Regions from separate parts of the Mus musculus genome. Here region 1 is linked to region 2. A link is a loop called in an ENCODE intact Hi-C map of the cell type or tissue named here. Cell type or tissue: heart. All regions are shown on one strand. Links, peaks and the distances in the headings refer to the core of each region. The heading gives the core; the rest is flanking DNA.

The links. Peaks named below come from ENCODE experiments on the same cell type or tissue, not always from the same donor. Only the 100,000 strongest peaks of a DNase experiment are listed, where the experiment ranks them.
Region 1: it touches region 2 in a loop (2.1-fold over the local background); 2 of 42 quality-filtered maps call a loop at or near these places.

What each region holds. Positions count from the first base shown.
Region 1 is chr9:33,077,650-33,083,034 of GRCm38, reverse strand. The region is part of intron 1 of Gm27166 (a long non-coding RNA gene); the gene reads right to left. Among named protein-coding and RNA genes, the nearest start is that of Gm27166, 49 kb to the right of the region's middle. In heart, for the core only: a CTCF peak has its summit at 2,132 (motif pointing right); no DNase peak of the experiment used is centred there.
Region 2 is chr9:32,984,253-32,989,637 of GRCm38, reverse strand. No RefSeq gene overlaps it. Among named protein-coding and RNA genes, the nearest start is that of Gm27166, 45 kb to the left of the region's middle. In heart, for the core only: no CTCF peak of the experiment used is centred there; DNase peaks (open chromatin) are centred at 2,097 and 2,637; H3K27ac peaks cover 644 bases.

The DNA.
Region 1 (5,385 bases), core at 162-5,161, 93 kb before region 2:
TAAATAATTAAGATTCTTATGCATGGATACAGGGGACAGAAGAAATCAAACCACACAATTAATGAACCTGAAGAGACCTTAGACATCATGTATTCTTTTATACTCACTGTGCATGCTAGAAGTCCAGGACCTGGGAGTTTAACTCTCCAAAACTTCCCAATAGAGGTTTGTCGACCTAACAGGGTCTACAAAACAGATATACCTAGTTCTACTCCAATTATTTATTTGTTCAGTTATCAAATATTTAGGGAATCTTCATGATATATTACACACTAAGTATGATTGCCTAATTTTGCTTTTATCAAACAAAATTAAGTCAGTAAGGTTCCTGTCTTCAAGTCAGTTAAGATCAATGTGAGACTTATATAAGTAAAAAAAATTAATACAAATTATGGTAGATAATATAATAAAATGGCCAATAAAATGATATAAAAGTGGAGGGGAGGTTGTGACTTCCTCCATGTTGAATCACAGCATTGAATGAAGACTGAAAATTTCTATATCGAACCTTGAGTGGTAAAGAGAAGTCCCATAGGCAAAAACTGAAGGAGGTGTAATTCAGAAAGAAATAATGCTGGAGAAATTCAAACAAATTGCAGTGCAACTGGTGGGAGAGGGTGGTGAGGAGACTGTTTGGAACAGGGGCAGCTGGCCTGCAGCCATAGTTGATCCAGAAGAAGAGTTCAGAACCTTCGTGGGTGTCTAGAAATGGGTGTGGGTCTTTGCAAACCAGGAAAGCAACATGCTCAAAATTCTCTTAAGCTGCATAACCATAGTGTGGGGACAGAGCAGAAGAATGGGAAGCCACGGATGGGGTAGTGGCTACATACTCACAGCATCTTGGACTAGGCTGTTGACAGGGGTGGGGATAGGGCATGCTTCTGCCATGTGCCCCTTCGTAGGTTTGTGCAAAGTCTTGAGAACTTACTAAGAACAGAACAGAACTTACTAAGAACTTACATCAAGAGAAGTGTATCATGATTTTGAATTTTTTCATCTTTTTTCCCACAGCATACTATCTTAAGATAAAGAAGGTAAGGTGATTCGAGGTGGGAGGGTTACTATTGAAGAAAGTGAATAGCTTTTAGGGATAAATAAAACTGGACCCAGAGAAATCATTCTATTGTCATTCCTAAAATGTAGCCCAAAAACCGTATCAGAGCCTTGCTCCACCATTCGCCTCACAGGTTGTCTCTAACAGTGTTTCTATCTAAACTGAGCTGCTAGCAGACCAATATTTTTGGTTAAAGGCAAAATGGACAACATACCAGTAGCTTTTACTCACTACAGCCATAAACATCACTAGCGAGAGCAGTGCACCAGTGAATGGACGGGCAGCAGGACAGTGTAGATGCAGTCACATCACCAGCCTGAACTGGAATTCAGAAGCCCTGGCACATAGCAAGCCTGACTGGAGACCACTTAGAAGATCTTCCCTTTAAGCAGAATTTCCAACCACAAAGCCCTATCTCCTTATTCCCAGCCATTATAACGTTCCCTCCAACAGTTCCACCTAGATAGGTTTTTCTTTTTTATATTTCAGCCATCTGCTTTTAGTTAATGCCAGAAATATATTTCAAATCATCAATGAAACAAACAATCAAAGTTGACCCCATTTATTAAAGAGGCCCTCCAGCCTGCTCCACACTGGGAGAAATTTGTCAGTGAAGCTGTCTTGCAAAAGAGCCCGAAGCTCTTCTGTGGCGTTCCTGTTTGTGCTCCTCTGAAAAGACACTGTTGTCACCTGGAATATATGGCCATAAGTGAGCTCCTGTCTGCAAGGCTAAAGGAAGATATTAACTGAGCATTGTGCATAAGGAAGGGGGAAGGAAGGCGTTGATAGATCACAGCAGAAGCAAACCAGGGAAAGGTGGACCAGGACAAGCAGGCCCTCTCCTTTAGTAAGGACTGCGTCTGGCCTGTGTCCGTGGTTAGATCGTATATCTGACAATATCCTCCCCTTTAATGCTCTGCAGATTCAAGGTATATTATCATACCCTAAGCCTTAACTCTCTAGGGAAATTATGTCAAACCATAACCAAGGAAGTGCAATTGTGAAAATTCACCCCAGGAACCAGCTGTCTGGAACTCCCTTTTAGGAAACAACGGAGAGTGGAGAGTGTGTTCCAAAAGGTGGCACTCTGAGACTGAGAATGGTGACTAAAGCCTCATCCTAGTCTCAAATTTCTGGAAGAATTGTGCTTAGCGTGAAATTCTAGTAGGCAGAGTGAAGGGGGATAGACGGAGAAGGGGAGAGTAGAAATGAGCTTAATTTTAGAGCTCTTCTCAGTACTCAAAGTGGATCTACCGTTATAGCAAACTCTTCCCAGTTCATTATGCAAAGACAGCACATTCCTGGTATGAGGAGGAAGGGAAAAACCCTTTTATGAAGCCTCTCTGCCACCTCCATTCAGTAGTGCCATCTGCTGACCTGTGCAGCAGTGTCACCTGAGAACAGAACGAAAACAAAACAAACAAACAAACAAAATCAGATAAGCTTCTGGCAAAACCTAAGGAGTGAGCAAAACCCTGAGAAAGCAACTTCACAAGCAGCTACAAGCGTTAACCTGTGCTGATGTGACCGGAAGCTGAGTCATGCCCACAGCTTTAACTGCAGCTTTGAGACTACACCTTCAGAAAGCCAGAGCCCTTTGCTCAGAGTTATTGAACATCTAAATGGGCATTCTTTAACCACAGCTAAGCTTCCAGACACATTTTGAGGAAAGCTGTAGGAAAACTGAAAAGCCTCATTGTGTCCTTGTGGTTGAATTGCTTTCAAGAACGATTCAAAGTCCCTGCTGCCATCGATGGCAAAGCCAAGCACATTCTCCAGCGTGCATTGTTTCCTGAAGATCAGATATGGATTTAATGTGGTGCCAAATGCAAAAGGGAGACAGGCCGATCCCCAACTTCGTTCTTGAACCAGCTCTGAAGGTCAGAGCTAAGTACCCAGGGACAAGACTTCTCCATTATCATCACAGTGAGAGCTCAGCGAAGTGAAGAAAACCAACCTCTTTCATGGGCACAATGTCTCAGCCGCCAATAATCCCAAATTGATTATTCTGGCTGAAAGTCACATCTGTGTATAATCTCAGATCATGAAGGGTCCTGAAAAGTAGCTAATATCTAGTTCATCTGGAAACTTTTCCTTCTGTAATAGCAATGTGTGCTTCATTTTCTTTTAAAATCTTTGTAGCTGCTTTTTACAAATAAAATTAAGAGGGTTAGAAAAAAAATTTTTAGTAATTGTTCAAAAGTAATCAAAGTCAAAGTCATGTATTTGATTCTAAATCTAATTACAGAATTCAATTCTAGAATTTGGGCTGAACCATAAAGTTTAAAATATATATTTTAATTGATACTCATACATACAGACAACTCGTTTTGATAGAATCCAACCACTCCCTTCTAATACCTTACCTACCCTCCTATGTCCTCCATCAATTTTTTTTACAATTTCATCATTTTTATTGGTTGTTTATTTATTTATATTTCAAATGTTGTCCCCCTTCTCGGTCTCCCCTCCTCAACGTCCCAATTTCATCCCCCCTCCTCTTTGCCTCTAAGAGGGTGCTCCTCCACCCACCACCCTCCATTTCAACCTCACCGCTCTAGCATCCTCCTATGCTGGGGCATCAGACCTCCATGGGACCAAGGGTCTTGCCTCTCAGTGATTCCAAATAAGGCAATCCTCTCCTACATATGTAACTGGAACCATGGACCTGTCCATGTAAACTTTTCGGTTGGTGGTTTAGTCCCTGGGAGCTCTGGGGGTTCTGGTTAGTTGATATCATTTTTCTACCTGTGGGGTTGCAATCTCTTTCAGCTCTTTCAGTCCTTCCCCTAACTCTTCCGTTGGAGTTTCTGAGCTCAGTTCAACGGTTGGCTGTATCTGTATCTGTATTAGTCAGGTGCTGGCAGAACTTCTCAGGAGACATCTATACCAGGCTCCTGTCAGCAAGCACTTCTTGGCATCAGCAATAGCATCTGGGTTTGTTGTCTGCAGATGGGATGGATCCCTAAGTAGGGCAGTCTCTGCTCCATCATTTATCTCTTCATTTCCTTTATACAGGAACAATTCTGGGTTAAAAATTTTGAGATGGGTAGTTGACCCTATCCCTCAACTGGGGGGTGGTCTCTACAGGTTCTACCTCCCCTTTGTAGGGTATTTCAGCTAGTGTCATCCCCACTGGATTCTGAGAAGCTCTCACTTCTCCAGTATCTGGTACTTTCTAGAAGCTCTCCCCAGTTCCCCACCCCTCATGGCTACATTTTTCTATTCATTTTCCTGACCCTCTGAACTTCTCTCTTGTCTCTTCCCACCCCTGATCCTGTTCCCCCCATTTTCCCTCCCTCTCCTCTCTCACTCCATGGTCTCTCCCTCTCCCTACTTTCTGTGATTATTTTTAAATAGTATTGAAGCATCCACACCTTCATCTTCCTTCTTTTTAAGCTTCACATGGTCTGTGAGTTGCATCGTGGGTATTCTGAGCTTTGGGGCTAATATCCACTTATCAGTGAGTACATACAATGTGTGTCCTTTTGTGTCTGGGTTACCTCACTCAGCATGATATTTTCATGAAGTCATTTTTTTTCTAATATCTGAGTAGTACTCCACTGTGTAAATGTACCACATTTTTTTGTATCAATTCTTTCCTTGAGGGACATCTGGGTTGTTTGCAGCGTCTGGTTATTATAAATAAGGCTGCCATAAACATAGCAGAGCATGTGTCCTTGTTATATGTTGGAGCATCTTTTGGGTATATGCTGGGTCTTCAGGTAGAACTATTTTGAATTTTCTGAGGAACTGACAGATTGTTTTCCAGAGTGGTTGTACCAGCTGGCAGTCCCACCAGCAATGGAGGAGTGTTCCTCTTTCTCTACATCCTAGAAAGCATCTACTGGTTTGTTTGAGTTAATTTTCTATCCAGGCACTTTGCTGAAGTTTTTTATCAGCTGTAGGAGTTCTCTACTAGGATTTTTGTGGTTGCTTAAGTATTCTATCATATCATCTGCAAACAGTGATATCTTGACTTCTTCCTTTCCAATTTGTATCCCTTTGACCTCCTTTTTCTTTTTTTCTTTTTTTTTTTGCTAATTCCCCTGGCTAGGATTTCAAGTACTACATCAAATAAATAAGGAGAGCGTGGGCAGTCTTTTCACGTCCCTGGTTTTAGTGGGATTGCTTCAAGTTTCTCTCCACTTAATTTGATATTAGCTATTGGTTTGCTGCATATTGCTTTTATTCTGTTTATATATGGGCCTTGAATTCCTGATCTTTCTAAGACTTTTAACATGAAGTATTGTTGTATTTTTTCAAAGGCTTTTTCATCATCTATTAAGGTGATCATGTGTTTTTTCCTTTGAGTTTGTCTATATAGTGGA
Region 2 (5,385 bases), core at 81-5,080:
ACTGGTGAACATAGAGCTCCTCATGGTCAAAGCATCTCCCACTAAACCCTGCTTCTCAATTCTGCATCACTGGGGAATTTATACTCCAACATATGAACTTTAAGACACATACAAACCACAGTGATCAGTGAAATGATGAAAGTAGCATTTCTTAATGCATCATGCATATGAATTCTCATCTAACCAGAACAGTAGGAACTGTGCACACTCAGCTGTTTTGAGTTAATTTCTCAGTAATAGATATTTCACCATATTCTCTACTTTTCCCTTACTGGTGAGTAATGAAGAAGGGAAAGAAGACAGTGGTTTCTTCTCTGTTCTCTCACTTCTCATCATTACAACAGCCTGGGAAGTTAGTGAGTCGAGCCAGTGATGGTGTAACTACAATAGTGCACCTTGGCATTCTCCTTTCATGGAATCTTCTACCATCTGTTGTGTTGGACACAAGTTCAGATGTAGACAGAATGAGGGGCTGCAGGTGGCCACTCTAGTCATAAATGTAGCATGATCATGCTGAACTTGTGGGCTTCTCTGAACTCCTATTCATTGTGTGACCACTGGCATTTTGTGTTCATGGGATGTTGTTTATGCTAAATGTGACCTGAACTTCAATGAAAGGCTATCTCTATTGCCCTAGATTGTGTTACTCTACATACATGCCTCTATATTTCCATTGGGATTCAACTACAAAACACAAATCCAAGGGAAAAAATCATGAAAATTGTAAGATAACAGATAATCATCCAACCAAATGGTCTGATTTCCCAACAAAGTGGACTTGAGCAATTGCTTCTATGAGAACGAGCCCTGGACATCCCAACTCTGAGACCTCACAAATGCTGCTGAATGTGTCAGCATCTCAGGCCTGTCTTTAATTTAGGAAAATAAGCTTATCTATCTTCTAAACTTTGGGTGAAAACAAAGTTGTTATTGTGAAAAGTACTAGAAATTCTCTGTGGTTCATAGTGCAATACAACTAACTATAACAATATTCAAGAATGCTCTTTGAGTAGGCAAATTCTCAAATACACATACACACACACAAACACACATACACGCACACATACATATGCATACACATGTATACACACAAATGCATACATATGTATATGTTTGTAAGAATAATTAATGAAAAATAGGTCATAAATTTGAAAGAAATCAAGTAAGGATAAGGAAAGTAGGAAAGGAAAGGGAGAAATGATGTGATTATATTAGAATCTAAAAAATATAAAATGAAGAATTAAGAAATAAAATTTAAAAAGGCTTTTTGAATTATATATAGTTATAACAACTTTGCCTTCATATTGTCACAAGGATTATTCAGGCATGTTGAAATGGTATTTCTAGTCAGATAATTCATTGGTCTGGAATAGTGACCTGTGGATTAAAGAATGCTGCTAAACCTGCCACAAACCACAGAGAAGTATCATAGTAAACCTTTCCAAACTAGGACAACTAAAATGTCTTCACACATTACCACATCTCTCTTTCTCTAAGTATGAGTACATAGTCTGTCAAAGAACACATAAAACTCTCTTGTCAAACAAACATATCAAGGGCCAAACAAGACTCCCCAAGCATTTAATGCAAGCTCAAAGATCTCACCTCCCACCACAGGAAGCCCCCAAAGTATTGTCTGCCTCAGAAGTGTTACAGTCTTATCTAATGCTCTGCATCTGCTTCTTTCCCTCGGTTACCAAGGAGAAATGGTTGAGCTTTTCAAAGGGGGAAGAAGGGAAGGAAGGAAGAAAGGAGGAAAAGAAGGATGGAGGGAAGGAGTGAGGCAAGGATGAGGGACAGAGGGAAAAGAAGAAGGAGAGAGAAATGAGAGAGATGGGAGAGAGAGAGAGAAAGAGAGAGAGAAAGAGAGAGAGAGAGAGAGAGAGAGAGAGAGAGAGAGAGATGTTCAGCTCTGGAAACTTTCAGTCTTTGATCAGCGGGTGAAGAGGCAGAAGTGAATTAGTGCACGTTCCCAGGCTGGATGTACTGTGGATGTGCTGCTGTCCAGACTGTGTTCTGGATCAGTCCCCTCTCCCGACTGCAGAAGCTCCTTGGCATGTCTCAGAGCAGACAAAGCCCTGATGGAAAGTAACAGGAAGACTGAGCTGATTCCAGGGAGTTTGATTTATCGGGACTACTGGCATTTGCCAAAGCAAGTGGTCTGTTTCGATGAGATGTTTCCCAGGCAGGAGGAAAGGAAAAAAAAAAAAAAAAAAAAAAAGATCATCTGGCTTGATCCCCTTGGCTCTTGGAAACTGAATATCATTGGTTCCCCACAGCAGAGAGGAAAAGGAAGGGGGGGGAGGAGGACTCTATCCACAGCAGGCTGCAAGTGTCTTACCTAAGACTCAACCCCAGCTCCTATCAGCTCCTCAAGGACTTCTATTTCTTTACACTAGTAATGTTAATAAACTCATGTTTTACACTCCCGACTTAAAAATGCTGGCTGTCTAACTCTCCTAGCGAAACTCTCCTCATCCTGTCTCCCTCTCCTTCCCATCCTCCAGCTCCAGGTCCACTCCCATCTGTTTTCTGTTAGGAGTTCATTTTCAGAGTGCAGGCTGGTGGAATTTGGAGTTCAGACCCCCTCGAGTGATGAGAGTCCTGGGGCTGCTGAAGGTCCCTTCACTTGGTTCCTGCCACCTCCCCCTCCTTCCCCTCCCAATGCCCCACTCGCCCTTGTGCAATAACATGCTAGAGCCCACATCTGTTTCCAATTCCATGTTCATTTGAACTGCTCTGGGAAAATGGAAGCTCTCACTAAAGGCCGGGGTCTTAAAGCAACAGCATGAATACAGATACCTTTATTTGTATATATATTTTCATCCATATCTGATCTGGAGTCAACGAAGAGCTTACCATTTGTACAGGTTGATATAATTGTGGATTCATAAGTCCTTCCTTCTGGGCTCTAATGATCATCTCTGCCCAAGTTCTTATCTAGGGATTTTACCTGAATCCTACAATCCTAATTAGCAGAGTGTGAGTTCTGAAGGTACTGCTTTAGTCTTCAATGTATTGTCTGATTACAACTATAGGTGTTTTCTTATAAGGGCAATAATGTAGGAGAACAGAAACTTCCAAAATAACGGATGGGTGATATATGGCATGTGTCCTCTAGCACGGAAACATAGATGCATACTCATCTTTCAGGAAGAGCACACAGTGGTCCTCAGAAAAAAGGAGAGAGATTATCCTCAGCCAGAGAAAGGTGTCATGGTCATAATTGTGACACCGTTGTCTCTGTTTTATAGGTTATGGTTACATGAACTCAAAACATGAACCCAAAAAAACTTCAGAGTTCATAAGATCCTAGAAAAGGGAACTTTCTTCTCATAAAAAGAAACCCCAGTGGTTGGCAGTGACCATAGCATGATGGAGAGTCCTCACTGTCACTTTGCCTGGATTAAAAACCACCATAGAAGTATATCTGGCTTTGTCTATGAGGCTGTTTCTCAAAAGGTTTAACTAGGGCAATATGATCTGCCCTGACTGTACAAGGCACTGTTTTATGGGCTCAGGGAGAAAGCCCTCAAAGGGCCAGCATTTATCACTCTGTGCTTCCTTGTAAACATCAAATGTAACAAATTAATGACAACTTAATCCTTTGTCACTTCCATACTTGCCTTGTCATGATGGATTGTACCCTCAAACTCTAAGCCAAAATTATTTCCTTCTTCCCTAATTGGCTTTTATCATGCAGTTTGACACAACAGTGAGAAAAGTACTTAAAAGAGAACATTTATACCAAGGAATAGGGTTGTTGCACTGATAAACCTGACCTATGGTCATAATCTTTTGAAACTGATTTTCAGAGGAATGTAGAAGAGTTTGGAGATTTGGTATAGGGATGCCCTACAATGCCATAAGTAGAACTTAATAGGTCATTTGGGCAGCAGTTTGGAAGACTGGAATGCCATAAGAAATGTGGACTGCAATGGCTAGCAGTTTCAGGGAAGCATAAGTAGTCTACCAAGAACTAGTCTAGAGGCCATTCATGTTATATTCCGTCCAAGAGTCCAGCTTCACTCTGCCTATATCGTAAATTGATTGAGGATACACTCAAAATAAACAGATTCATTTGTGTGGCAGAAGCACTTTTTAGATAAGAACCTTTGAGCTGTGTCAATGCAATGTTACTACTCAGTTCTTATCCAGGTTCACAGTGAGGATAAGCAACAAAGAGAGTGGACTACAAGCATAACAGAAAGATGGGGGAATGTGCCATTTGGATAGAAAAGGCATGAACAGTTCAAGGTGAGAGCAGCCGAATAAGCAGCTGTAATGTTTAAGAAATGTGTCCCACTAAAAAGAAACTCACACTTGCACTGGGAAAGAGGCAAGAGTTTTGACAGCAACACTCTACCCACCAAAGACTCCTCAAACATGTGAATATATAAATTCATTCTAGAAGAGAGAACCTGAACTGAGAATGTCATCACAGGTGTCCTCTGGCCCTGTGATAAAGTTTTTCCCCATGGTCAGCTTCAAAGGTACACAGAGGCTACTGTTAATGTGGCACAGGAAGACAGGCTACATCTAAAGCTGTCTGAGCAACTTCACAGTGACACCCACATGTCACGTGTTTTACAGGTACTGAAGATGGAAGGGTAAAACAGTTGTGATGGGTTGTACCAAGGTTCCCAAAAGTCAAAGCCACCAGGCATTTTATAACAGGATAATTTTTCTCTGAAAGACCCAAAACAGGCATTACACAAAGCTAGAAAGATGAAGGCTACATTGAGACAGAAAACCAGTGACTCTGGAAACACCAAGACCATATGGCATCTACTAAGAAAAGCCACATGGATTGGAGGCAGCCAAAGAGATTGGTCACATAGACTACATGGAGAATAACTGGATGGTCGAGGCTGCCCAAGGCAAATGATCCCATCACAAGCCTCAGATGCCCAGGTGGTAGACAGGGAACTGCAAGATTGCTACTTGCCCTGTTGAGTTTTAGTCTTGCTTTAGACCAACTTTTCCTTGATATGTTCTTTTTCCTCCATTTTATAATGAATAATTTCATTTCTGTCCCATTGCATATTGGCAACATAATTGTGTTTTGTATTTTATAGGCCTTCACAGCTAAAGGATGGTCTGACTCTCAAGACTCTACGTTTACACTTTTGAACTGTTAAGACTTTGGTGATTTTAGACTAACTGCATTTTACTTTAGGAAATGAACACAAGCTTTTCAGAGCACAGAAGAGCAATATCATGTTTGAAAAGTGGTGTGTTTGGGTGTCAGATTAACAGGCAACCGGGTTGTGATTGTCAATCCTCATTATCTACTTGGCTGGATTTAAAATCACCTTGGGAACACATATCTTGGTGTGCCTTTTAAGCTGTTTCCAGGAAGATTTAACTGAAGTGAAAAGATGC